Linked DNA regions of Homo sapiens: region 2 is linked to region 1. The links are chromatin contacts, found by Hi-C or POLR2A ChIA-PET in ENCODE. All regions are on one chromosome and are shown on one strand. Each heading gives the region's core, a stretch centred on a gene start or an enhancer-like site at or near the end of the contact. The rest is flanking DNA. Distances are from core to core; before and after follow the strand shown. Region 1 holds the start of GLS (glutaminase). Region 2 holds the start of STK17B (serine/threonine kinase 17b).

What was found. A loop is a pair of places that touch in the nucleus more often than their neighbours do. ChIA-PET counts read pairs that join two places held with the same protein, here RNA polymerase II (POLR2A). Pooled maps may share reads with other maps.
Region 2: a loop to region 1 is called in a map of naive thymus-derived CD4-positive, alpha-beta T cell, with 8 times the contacts of the local background. The contact joins the promoter of STK17B here to the promoter of GLS in region 1. A Hi-C loop is called at or near these places in 2 of 168 maps with a recorded cell type or tissue (CD4-positive, alpha-beta memory T cell and naive thymus-derived CD4-positive, alpha-beta T cell), 4 of 37 single-sample maps with no recorded cell type and 13 of 50 pooled maps. POLR2A ChIA-PET finds 5 or more read pairs at or near these places in 2 of 52 experiments (CD4-positive, alpha-beta T cell and CD8-positive, alpha-beta T cell).

Annotation. Positions count from the first base shown.
Region 1 is chr2:190,878,329-190,884,630 of GRCh38, reverse strand. GLS (glutaminase) reads right to left here and starts at 3,810. Exons shown (of 18, transcript NM_014905.5): 1 at 3,161-3,810. The coding sequence starts at 3,546. LOC124906110 (a long non-coding RNA gene) reads left to right here and starts at 2,643. Exons shown (of 2, transcript XR_007087791.1): 1 at 2,643-2,718; 2 at 3,063-6,302. RefSeq lists enhancers at 2,333-2,522, 1,687-2,886, 4,283-4,422 and silencers at 2,843-3,152, 3,213-3,302, 3,353-3,412, 3,753-4,012.
Region 2 is chr2:196,167,707-196,174,176 of GRCh38, reverse strand. It overlaps STK17B (serine/threonine kinase 17b), which reads left to right and starts at 2,599. Exons shown (of 8, transcript NM_004226.4): 1 at 2,599-2,844. LOC101927454 (a long non-coding RNA gene) reads right to left here and starts at 2,638. Exons shown (of 2, transcript XR_923737.2): 1 at 2,546-2,638; 2 at 1,329-2,272. RefSeq lists silencers at 2,304-2,533, 3,054-3,273.

The DNA of each region.
Region 1 (6,302 bases), core at 2,561-5,060:
CTGACTCTTCCTAGGGACCATTCACTAAGATAGGATACATACTTCTGGACTTTATGGAAATAAGTATAACCAGCTTAACAGAGAAAAGTATGATAAAAATGTCCATATGGGCAAGTGCTGGCATAAACCATAACATAGTTTGTGACTTTAATATAATGCTCATTCCAGATCCTGCTGGTTTTCTGGAAGAGAGTGCTATTTTCAAATTAAAACTCTAAAATTACTCTCATAACAGTACGCAAAATAGGTTGAATTGGAGAAAAGAATGAATATCAGGGTACAGACTTAAAATTTGAAGTCATTGAATATGTGGCGACAAATTTAAGAACAGAGCTTTGGATTAAGAGGTGAAGTATTACCTACACAAAGATGAGAGTCAAAGCTGAAAGAAGGGATACGCTGTTGAGAAGGCAGACAAGTGGGAAAGGGACAAAGGCCTCAGCCTCAGGGTTTTTACCCAGTGAGGAAATTCAAAAAGAACTAGGAAAGAAGAGAGAACAATTTTGAAAACGAAGAGAGGCAAGCAAAGTTGGTTTTCAAGATAACAGAATGAACCATAACAAAATTAAATAAGATCACTAAAGACAAAACTGAGCAAAGATCATTAAATTTTTCTATGTGATATTAAGACGTTCGTATCCTAAACCACACTAAAGTTGCGTGATGGAAACAGCATAGTCTAAAGTGACATTAGTTCAAAGAGTTTGTGAAAAAAAGGTAAAGTAACTTGCTTATATCACGCCTCCTTCCAGAATATAAAGTAAATAAAATATAAACTCAGGACCAAGGAAAGGAGGAAACGCAGATATCCCAGCCATGTGAACTGATGAAATTGGTGTGGTTAAGCATTAAATTTACTCTGAACTTATTTATCAGCAGAGCAAAAGGTAAACAGTGCAACTCACATAGTTTCATATAAGACAGATGTATAGCAATTTCTCAAGATAAACATTTTTGTGGAAACTAAAAAAATTAAAAACCTTCATGTGCAAGCCTGAAATTCCAAGGCCAATCTCTTTAACAGGCTTTACAATAATGAAGAAGCAATGTTTTCTCATTTATTTAATAAATAGTTATGTGTCATTTAACACACGCCAAATATTGTTCTAAGCCTTTTACAAAATGTTAATTTAATTTTCTCATGGTTATTTCTTTTAATAATACTACATAAAATCTGGCACAGTCCTGAGTGAGTGCTAGCATACCAGGTGGACTGCTGACTGAGGGATGACCTATGCTTTGCAGGCTAAGCATTAGAAAGGATAACAGGATCAACTGGGAGCTTACCTCCCAGGATAAGAGAAATGTTTGTCACATAAAGGCAAAATGAAAGGAGCCAAAGAGGGAAAGCTACATTTGGAAACCAGATCATTAAGGAAATAGAAACTTTAACCAAATTAAAAAACTTTCTTCACAACCTTGAGGCCCTTGCTAAAAGGTGATTTTTTATTAAAAAGGCAATGAAACCAGAAACTTCTGGACAAGTGAATCACAGAAGAAGCTCAATTTCCTGTTTGACAAAAGAGGAAAAAAAAGAGAGGCACTAGAGCCACTGCAGAGACACAGACCTGAAGACATAATTTTACTAGAATGCAGTTCCCATCTTGTAGCCTTTAAGATGAACTTTTAAACGGTTGTGACTGCATTTTGCAATTCTGTACCTTGGGCACTTGCATGTAAACTCGTTACTTCCTTGGTAAACCGGATGATGTTAAAGTAAAAGTGAGTCCCAGATGAGATTAAATTATCATTCTAGTCCCTAAAACATGAGAGAAGTACAAATTTAACAGAAGTATAGCTTTTTAGAACTTGAAAGGATTTAAGTCATCTAACCCAAGATATTAAATAACCTGTCCATGGTCAGGACGCTATTTTGTGGCACAAAACCAACATCACAAAATACCACAAATTTCGCCCATCATCAAGTGATTTTTTTCAAATAATCTTTTTCAGTCTGGGAGAAGAACTTTAGAAAAGTTTCTGGAAGGTCCCAACTTCAATTACAGGAAAACATCAAGCAGGCGTGAGATTGAAATTATAACAATGTTCTCACTTTCAGTTTGACTTAAGGAACTCTAGAGCTGGAAATAGCAGCAGAAATAAAAGGGAAGCAAAACAGGTTAGAGTGTCAGCGTACAAAGCCAGAAAAAGAGTAAGGTATAATGAAAGCAGATCCGTAAATTTTTACCCATTTTGGGAAAACAAAGTGGTCCATTTGTATTACACAAGACAAAAATATATAGGAGACTGCTTTGCATATTGTTTAAGAAAAACCAGTTTTGCTTTAAGACTAAACTACTGTGCCGTACACATACAGGATGAGTCAACATCCTATCACAATGAAGTCACAAAACCTACTCAACTCAGATTTTTCACTGAGTTAGTGTATTACGTCACATTTCATCTTGGCTATTTAACTTTTATTTCTAAAAATCTCCCCATCTCACGGAAGACCTGACAAGCCAAAGCTGGTCCCTTATGCAAACAGGTGGTCTATACTGCGTGCCCCATCTTCTCGGCCACATGACCGGATTCCTCCTAATCTCACTTCTGAAACATTGTTTCCGGTGCCCCAGATGGCTCTACACGTGCCTGAGGTAGCCACTCCCGAAATATAAAGAGCTCTCTGTCACATCTGGCTTCCAACCGGATGATGGCAGAAACCAAGGGAGGGCAGGCAGAGCGGAAACGAGCCAGGAAAAGCGACAAGTCAGGAAGGTAAAGGCTCTGCTGAACGCCCAACTCCTAAATGTCACTCGGTGGAGATGTTCGTGCAGCATCGCCCACGAATGGCTGGGGCGGGCGGCCAGGCGCTGCAGCCGCAAGCCAGGGAGCTGAGCACGCAGCGCGGGCAGGGGAGCGGCCTCTCTGGCGCTGGGGACGCCAGGCGAGCCCATCAGGCCCCACCGCGGCCCCACCAGGGCGACCCCCGCCGGGGGCGGAGAAGGGAAGTGGGTGCCTGGCGGAGGGTTGCGGGCGGGGAAGGCGCGGGCGGGGCCGGGCCTAATCACATGGCGCAGACGGCGCAGGCCGCCCGGCACCTCTTTCTTTCTCTTTTCTAGACCCTCGGCTCCTATCCCGCCCCACCGCAGGGCCCCACACAGCCTGAGCCCGGGCCCCGAAAGGAACGAGGCCTCCTGCGCCTCGCGGAGACACTCACTTTTCACCTGAGGCCACCAGCTCTTTGCCCTCGCTGTTGCCAAACGCGTCCGTCTCCCCGGGGCCGTCCTTGGGGCCGGGCGCCGCCGGGGCAGCGGGTGGCGACACCCCGGGCTGCGGATGCGTGCTCCCCTTGCCCAGCTCCTGCAAGATCTCCGAAGGAGAGCTGGACAGGCCCCGCGCGAGGGGCTCCGCCGGCCAGCCGCCCCCGCCCCACCACGGGTGGAGTCGCGCGGCGGCAGCCGGGCCCGCGGCCGGCCGTCCCCCGCCTCGGGGACGCCGGCACAGGGTGACCAAGGGCTGTGCCCGCCGCAGAGTCGCGCTCACGCCGGCGGGCGACCGCAGGAGCAGGTCCCGCAGCATCCCCGAGCCTCGCAGCCGCATCATGCCGCCGGGTCCGTCAGCGCCCGCTCAACAGGGGAGGATGCTCCGGGCGTGGGCGGCCGGTTTCCTCGGGGAACGCGGTCTGTGGTGGGGCGGTGAGATGACAGAAGAGGAAAGGGCAGCTACTTGGGTGTGGTTCCGGCTCGGACTCCCGCAGCGGATGCGGGTGCTGCTGCTGCTGCTGCTGCTGCTGCTGCTGCTGCTGCTGCTGCTGCGCGCTAGGATTGCCGCGACCGGTTCTCTTCGCTCCGCCTAAGGCTCCGCACTGAGGCTAAAGCGCAGGGGAGGGCTAGAGACCTTCAGCGCTCGCCGACGGCCCGCCCCTTTCGCCCGCTGCGATTGGCTCAAATCCTCGACCTCTCTTTTGATTGGCGATTAGGGCAGTCAAATTTCTCTCGGCTCTGGGTGCGCGGAGAGTAGGGCGGGGGATTGGTGGGGGGCGGGGAGAGGAGTCAAACTGACGTGTGAAGCGGGTGAGCCAGGCCCGGCTGCTCAGTAGCCACTTTCTGCACGCCGTGCCAACTCCGAGGCTAGCCTAGTTGGGTACTAGGGGCTCTGGGTTCTCGCATTTATGAAGCAGTGGGCTCCTCCACTCTGGGAATTCGAGCTGTTGGGGAGACTCATGGGCGAGATCCCCCGCAGCCGAGGGCAGTGAGGTCAGCAGGTTTGGCAGGGCTGAGTCTGGCCGAGCTGTCGGAACTCAGCCGATCCCAGCTCGCATCTGGCCCCCAGGTCAGGGCGTCTGGCGACTCCTCCGAGAGCAGCCCCGGACAAGCTTCATCCCTCTCCCAAATGTAACATTTGCTTGAAACTTTCCATGATTGGCTACTACCCAGACGTGAAGTGTTTTGGAAAAAATGAGCAAAATCCTTTCAGCTATGCGACTTAAGCCATGGGAGGGTGGAGGTGGAGGGAGGGCGACGAGTGGCGAGGCGGGGTGGGGGGGTTGCGGAATCCAGAATACGACAGCTTTCTTTTTTAAAAATTATTTTTTTTAAATGTACACCGATACTTCAAAAATAGTTTTGAATAGCAATGATTCCGTTAACGCTATTTGCTTGAAAGCAAAACTGTAGATACTTTTCTATTTTAAAAACTGCTTCACTGTTTTAAAATAGAAGCGTTGGAATACGGGTTCTCTAAGTTATTTCAGCATCACTTTATCCATTTATCCTTTTGGACCTGTGGAAAAACAGCCAAGAACCTGATAAACTGAGTTATTCCCTGAGGCTACATACACATTACATTCCAGGACAAAAAAATGTTTTTAGACTATTTCCTGAAACAATTAGGTTTAAATGGAGTAGATCCACAGAGTTTAATAAGATGTTTTGGGGGTTGGTGTGTTGTTACTGTGTTGTTGTGTGTGTTCGTTTTGAGAAAGGGTCTCACTCTGTCGCCCAGGCTGAAGTGCAGTGGCGCGATCACGGCTTACTGCAGCCTTGAACTCAGGGGCCCCGGTGATCCTCCCACCTCAGCCAGCACCTGCTTTTTTTTTTTTTTTTTTTTGTATTTTTGGTAGAGACGGGGTTTCGCCAGGTTGCCCAGGCTGGTTTCGAGGGATCTGCACCCCCTGGGCCTCCCAAATTGCTGGGATTACAGGCGTGAGCCACCACGCCCGGCCTAATGAGGTGATTTTTATGAAACTAGAAGGGTGTATGTCAGGTGCATCATTAATTGATAACCGGATTTAGTAATCTAGTGAACTGTAAAATATTTCAATAGATTAATAATTAGGAAATCTGGCTGTACCTACAGGTTATGTGACCTTTGGCATGTTACAGCCTTGCCGTGTTTTAAGTTTTTTTTTTCTATCTGCTCTTTAACCAGAAGAACATGGAAAAAACTATCATGTGTAAAACATAGTCACCTTTTTTATTTAAAAAAAAAAAAGCAGGACAATGGGAAAGTACTTAGATAGCTTTTATTACTAATGTTACTTGTCCAAAAATGTTGATGAATCAAAGTAATGATATATTCAGGAATAGAGACATCAAGTTTCAGAGGAAAGGTAACAAATATTACCCCTGCCTAACCCTGACTTGTTAATGACTTGCAGACTTTAATATTGTCCAATATATTAGCTGCAATTAGTTATCAATTTTAACTGCCTCTTTTTTCTCAACAACACAAAGCAACTGACAATCCAGTTACTGTTTTCCTCTCAGTTTCTCCCTTAATTTCTCTGAGTTTCTTATGAAAATTGTTTTAGATATTTAAAGGTTTAAAGGCTTTATAGTTCACTTAACAAATAAGAAAGCTAACCTAGTAACAGATTATTTTCTAGAGTTTCTAGTTTCTAGAGTTTTATTTTCTGGTAGTTTCCAGACTTTCTGCTTTTGGTGAGAATGGATAGATATTACTCCCAAAATTTGGAAGAATTGAGTCCACTGAAATTTAACCCCTTGTTTGAGAAGGCTAATGAAAAGGTTATAGACAGCAAAGAAACTATTATAAATAGAATAAAAATGTGACTCAATACTTTCATTTGATTCTTTTCTTCATCTTATATAATTTTTTAATCTTTAAAGATATTTTTATCTACAACTTTGTAACCATTACACAACTTTGAAGTTTCAGTTATGTTAAATTGAATTATATCATTACATAAACTCATGTAATCATCATGTAAAAAGTATAAAAACATTTGTATACATACAATAAGTAGTCCACCAAAATATCTACAAATAGAAAAATGCTCTCCACATTAACTATGGTTGGGTTGTCAGATCTACTCTTCGACTTCCTTTTTGCTCCTA
Region 2 (6,470 bases), core at 1,350-3,849, 5.3 Mb before region 1:
CCACTGTATTTGTTTGCTTGGACTGCCATAACAAATACCACAGAGCGGACAGCTTAAACAACAGACAGTTCTGGAGGCTAGAGGCTGTTGATCAAGATATCAGCAGGTCTTGTTTCTTCTGAAACCTCTCTGCTTGCTTTGCAAATGGCCACCTTCTTGTTATGTCCTCACAGGGTGGTCCCTTAGTCAGTGTTGTATGTGTCCTAATTTCTTCTTATCAGGACACCAGTCATCTTGGATCAGGGGCCACTCATATTATCTCATTTTACCTTAATTACCTCTTTAAAGGCCCTATCTCCACATACGGTCATACTCTGAGTTCCTGAGGGTTAGAATTTCAACGTATGAACTGGAAAAGAACACAACTGAGCCCATAACAACCGCCATCCCTGGTCGGAATGTGTCATTCAAGGATGGTCAACTTAATGAACTGTGTGGTCAGAAGCAATGACCACAGAATGACCATCAGGTCACCTGGAGATTTCCTACTCAAGGGAATGAGAGCAGGAACATATATCTTTGACACGGTGATGAATGAGTTTAGGTAAATGAGGTGGATGGAGGAATGTATTGACTTCTGAATTTTCCTGCAAGGCCACAGATGTACTGCCTCCTCCTCAGCACCAGGAATTCCTTGTTACTTGAACCACAGTGCCTGAGACCAAGTAAGTGTAGTTGAATGTCCTTGGGATAGTGTGGTAAGTCCTAGTTAACAAATCTGACATCAGGCACAAGGGTTAACAATCTATTTAGGGTCATAAAAGAAACACAAACTATCAGCCCTGCACCAAAGAACATAAGGCAGAGGTGATCAGGCTGGGAACAGAAAGTAGGAATCAGCAGAGTTCTGATTCCTGAAGAGGGTAACCTTCTTAAAGTCAGAAACTGATGAACAGGTATGGATGAGGAGGATGGTGATAAGCTGGAGCTAAGGCAGAAGCAGGAAAATGCAAGACATGACAATATCCCTAGGAGGCTGGCTGGTTACAGCAGAGGTATTGTGACCAAGAGGACTGGCTTACAGTGGTGCCAGAGAGAGAAAAGTCTGTGTCTAGGTGTGAAGTGATCTGGGACTGGATTAGTGACGGGGAGTATGGGGTGAGTGTGAGAAGATTGCTAAAAGCTGGCAATTGATGAAATGTTGAAATTAAGGAGGTCCAAAGTTAAACACACAACCCCAAAACCACCATAATGATGTAATCCTGTGACCCCCAAGAGGTTACTAGTTTTGGTACTGGTGCTGAGACCTCTGGAATGCAACACCTATGCTCATGAAAGAAAAGATGGGAACAGTCTCATTGCTTACGGATTCTTATACCCCAGAAAAGTTAATTCCAGTGTGTGGCATTTTATTTTCATCCTAACTTTAGGCTTCTCTAGTCAGCCCAATTGTTAGCAACAAGAAATTAGATAGATGGAAGCAATATTCTCCATTTGACAAGGTTTAGGGGCAAGACATTATTAACCTGGGAGGAGGAGTTAACCTAAGTAACAACAAACAGACTTCATAAAAGGGCTGTGATGCATTCTATACCTTTATCTTGGGGAAAATGCAGTAGGAAAGGGAAACAGCTAGCTTCACAGGAATTTGCTTGGCTTACTGGGATAGAACAAGAAAACCTGTCCTTTATATGCTAACTGAACATTAAGTCTTTTGAAAGCAAGAGGACGACTCCACTCCCAGTATCCTTTCCCACGGAAGGGTTTTCTGCAATTATCGTAAATGTCCTCTGAAAGCAATCCTAGATTACATAACTAATCCCATATATGTATGAGTATGTGTGTATCCTATACATATAAACTAGGATTATATATCTATGTAAAACATTTGTGTCTTGCACAGAACTTTGAAAATTTCCACTGTCTTCAAAGGATAACAGATCTTGAGTAGGTTGCTGAGGGCTTTCATCTTTTTCCTTAGCACTATAAATGCAAAATCGGCTATTCAGCCTATTGGGACCCTCCCTACACTGCCTTCAGTCAGTGCCTCAGAAGGGACACCATTCGCGACAGCGGACGTTAGCAGTGGGGTCTAGGTTCCATAAATCCCCAACTGATGTTGACACTCCGAGGAACCTCTGCCAAGTTGTAGCAAACTGGGTTCTCCACTTACAGGGTACGTTCCGGTCCTAAGGAAGACTCTCAAGAAGAGTCAGAAAATAGGTCTTTGGTAGGCACTGAAGTTTGGTAACTAGTCGCAGGCAGCTGGGACGAATTTTGCGGCTTCCTTCTCCCCGGTCTCCGGATATTCACACCTCTCGAACTGACCTCTCTGAAGGTGGGAAGGAGTACACAGAGCAGTAGTTCCAGCCCCGCGCGCCCCCTCTGCAGCGCCGCCCCCTCCGCCCCTCCCTCGCGGCAGCCCGAGTGCGCCCCACCTGCGCCGCCACGCCGCCGCGCCTCCCCGCCCCGCCTCGGGCCAGCCAGGCGCCGCACCCTCTCACCGCCGGGCCCCGCCCCGCACACGCGCCCCCGGCCGGTGCCCCGCCCCTCCCGTCACGTGACAGACCCACCCTCCGCACCCGTTCCGATTGGCTCTCCCGACCTAGGGGGAGGGATCTGGCGAACGGCGATGCCCCAGACGCGGCTGCAGTTTTCAAACCGCGACTGCAAGCTTCGGTAGTCCTCTCCGCTGCTGTCGCCAGGAGTCACTTCACGAGAAGCCAGGTCACAACCGTCGGCCCTTGTCTGGAAAAGTAAAAGTGGATCCTGCCACGTTCGGAGCTCCCTGGCGCCTCGCCCGGCTGGAGCTAGAGAACTCGTCCTGTGGCGGCCCCCGGCGTGGGGCGGGACAGCGGCCCCCTGGAGGGGGCAGTCCCGGGAGAACCTGCGGCGGCCGGAGCGGTTAGTGTCCTGCGGGATTGGCGGGTTGGCTCGGGGCTGCGATGGAACCAGCCGCCTCGGTACAGAGACCTCATACGTGAGGAAGGAGGACCCGAGGAGGGTTTAGGCGGTACGGTCCGGCTGAGAGGGGCTTGGACTCCGCCGCCCCTGAGGTGGCTGATTGCTGCTGGCGCCTCTCCGCTTTGCGGCTGGAGTCCGGGTTCCCTGGGGCTCCGCGCGGGGGGCGGCCGGCGGTCCTCCCACCACCCTCCTCAGCCCGGGGCGCGTGTCTGTGTCTGTGCGTGTCCGTGTGTCCCCGTGCGCCCTCCACCCGGCCGGCCCCGGCTCTCCCCAGGTCGCGCCAGGCAGGGCCCCCTTCGCGGCGGGCCCGCGCGGGTCCCTTCCACAGCAAGGCCACGCGGTCCCCCTAGCCTCTCCCGAGTCCCAGCTGCGGCGTGGGCGCGTTCCCATCGGGACTCGTGGACGCGTCCTGCTCCCAGCTGCCTTTCGTCTAGAGAAAGTTCGTGTTCATCTTGTGGGACGTTTTCAGTTACTGCTTGGGAACAGTGTTTTAAAACCAGCGAGAGATCAAGACGGGCTACAGCTGTTTCCGTGATTTTCAGCGATCTGATTTTTGCTTTGATGCCTTGTGACCCACTTAGTGTGCACGACTCATCCTCAAACTATACCACTACTGGATGCCAACGATTTTTGACATTTACCCAGGCTCTTTGTTTTATTGTAGGGAAAAGCGTTTCATTTGAATTTCCTCCGAGGGAGAAGTAGAGACAAAGTTGAAAGAGGCTTTATAGCAGCTGGTAGCTGGCATTAGTTTCTGTCTGGACTAGAGGCACTCTGACATCAATTTGGAAATTGGAATTAAGAAAATACGTTTTTAAAATCGTAATACTTATCAGATTTCACTAATATTTAAACACATGAGGACTGTGTATCACATTCACCGATTGTTTTGTCGACGTAATGTTTACATCTGTGGTGCTAATGATAAGCAGAACCTTGCCAGGGACGTTTGACGTGGTGTGGCCACTTTACGTTTTCAAGTCTATGAGAATGTCTGCGCGGAGACAGCATAGCTCTGTAGAAATGAGTGGCAGCGTATGTAACCTGGCATTTTGAACCCAGGAGCACAATTTTATTAAAGGAAAATAAACCTACTTTCTCATTGATAACACTGTTTTTTAGTTTTATGGTGAACTGTTCGGAAGTAATTTTCAACAAGTGCTTATTTTATAAATATTAGACCGTGTACCCCTAGGATTGTGTATTTTTTAAGAAAACTGGTCCATAGAAGCGGTGCAAAAGTTTTAAACTCATCTGCCTCGGATCCTCCTCCTCTGAGCAGATGCTCAATTAAACTTTTTCTAGTATCTTAATAATTGGAGGTATTAATAGATGTTTTATTTTTGAGATACATATTGTACATTTTAGATCTTTTTTTTTTTCTAAAGTAGGGATCCAAAATTGAGGTGAAATATATTTGCTTACATGGCAAGACTTTTTAAAAGTAGAATTTCTGTAATTGAAGACCATCCTTTTTTGTGTGTGAATAGAATGGTTGCGGTTTCTCTTGGGATCATTGATTAGTGAATTACGATTTGGTTAAGATAGAATGCGTTTTTAGGAAGTTGGAGGTTTGACTAATCGCTGTGTTAGCATATGAGTAACAAATTTGAAGAAGATACAAGCATTTTTATGGCTGACGTTTCTAATCAGATAATTTTATTTTTAAGCTTGCTCTGTTTTACTTTTGTTAAGTGAACATTTTAACATGTTTTAAAGCTCTTTGATAATTATAAGGGAGAATTTCCTTATGAAAATATTTTTGCTTTAATTTTAGAGACACAAGAAGTCAAGGAATTCAGTTAATAACACTTTCACTTAATCGTTAAATTGCCTTAAAATTGCATGCATAGTATATTGTAATTCACATTTTCTGTATGTAAGATTGGCAGTTAAGAATAGTATTCTGGCCGGGCGCAGTGGCTCAAGCCTGTAATCCCAGCACTTTGGGAGGCCGAGGCGGGCGGATCATAAGGTCAGGCGTTCGAGACCAATATGGTGAAACCCCGTGTCTACTAAAAATACAAAAATTAGCCGGGCATTGTGGCGCGCGCCTGTAGTCCCAGCTACTCGGGAGGCTGAGGCAGAAGAGTTGCTTGACCCGGAAGGCCGAGGTTGCAGTGAGCCGAGATCACGCCACTGCACTCCAGCCTGGGCAACAGAGGGAGACTCCGTCTCAAAAAAAAAAAAAAAAAAAAAAAAAATAGTATTCCTAGGCTTACTACTTTTAAAGGATACTGATTGATTCTTCTTTTCATAAAGAAATCTTCTGCACTGTATGGGTATTTGTTTTGTCAGAAACATTAGCAGTCATTTATCTACTACCTTTCCACTTAGGAAAACTTCAAATGTCAGTTGCTTTAGTTTTTCATAATATTGATGACAAAATTCAGTGATTTTATGTTTAAGTACTGTAGTTTGTATTCTATGCTGGGCTGTTATCAAAGGCTATTTCTTTGAATATTTCAGTTAAGAAATGTTCTTATAAAGTTACAAGCATGTATTTTTATTTAAATATGTTGTAATGTTGCAATTTTCAGGGCATACTTTATTAAGTTTTTTATTATCCTTTTTCCAGAACATTTAACCTCAAACTTCAGTGCCATTTAAAACATATATATTAGTTTCTTTTAATATTTATATGCATTGTATTTTGGTTCATCCCTGACCCTTTGCAATTACTCCAAAAGAGGGTGTAGTGATACTGTAAGCATTGAAAAATTTTAACAGTGAGATGGTAATTTCCTCTTTAATCCTTAAAGGCAGATTCCATTTTGCATTGTAATAGTTACTGAATAAATAGTACTTAAGCGGTGCTATTAAGTAAACAATATTTTACAACAGAAACCCAATTTTCCGTCTTGTGAGTGACAAGCACCATGCATTTGTTGCCCACCCCGGAATCCCCCACTCTATTTCCGTTTTTCAACCTTTTATCCTGGTTCACAATTAACAGGTTTAACTCTTTTTCTGGAGGTGGGAAGACACAGCATTAGGCCTTAGGGTCTTGGCACAGAGTCAGGCCTAGGAGTCATTGCCTGACACTTCAGCCCTTGGATAGTATATACTAGAATGGTTGGATTAGAGTTAGTTTAGCTGACTTCCTATTGTGATTTTTAGAGGATTAAGTTTATGAATTATATTTTCTGTTCAAAATATTTTAAAAAACAAAACCTGTTGGCAGAATACATATGAGGAATATAATCTCTTCCTTGAAATTGAAAATCATCATCATTTCCATCTTGATACCAATACTTCTAATCAATGACTAATTAAAAACACATACTTCTGCCACACCAGGAGAAAGTTCTTCCTTTACTTTTGATGGACGTTAAATCTCTTTTTCAGTTTCCTAGGGAAAGCTTGCTAGCAGTAAATGCCTTAAATGCCTATGTAGAAAGGAGTTGCTTCCCTTAGAATCTTCGGGCTTACTTTGCTTCCTGTTGCCTTTCCAATGTACTTCATGATGATCTAGACTTATCAGTGATAAATCTTGATAGGACACTTACCTGAATCTCCTGATTTTTGGAGGCTCTTAAAAGAGTGATGTTCTTAACTGCAGTAGG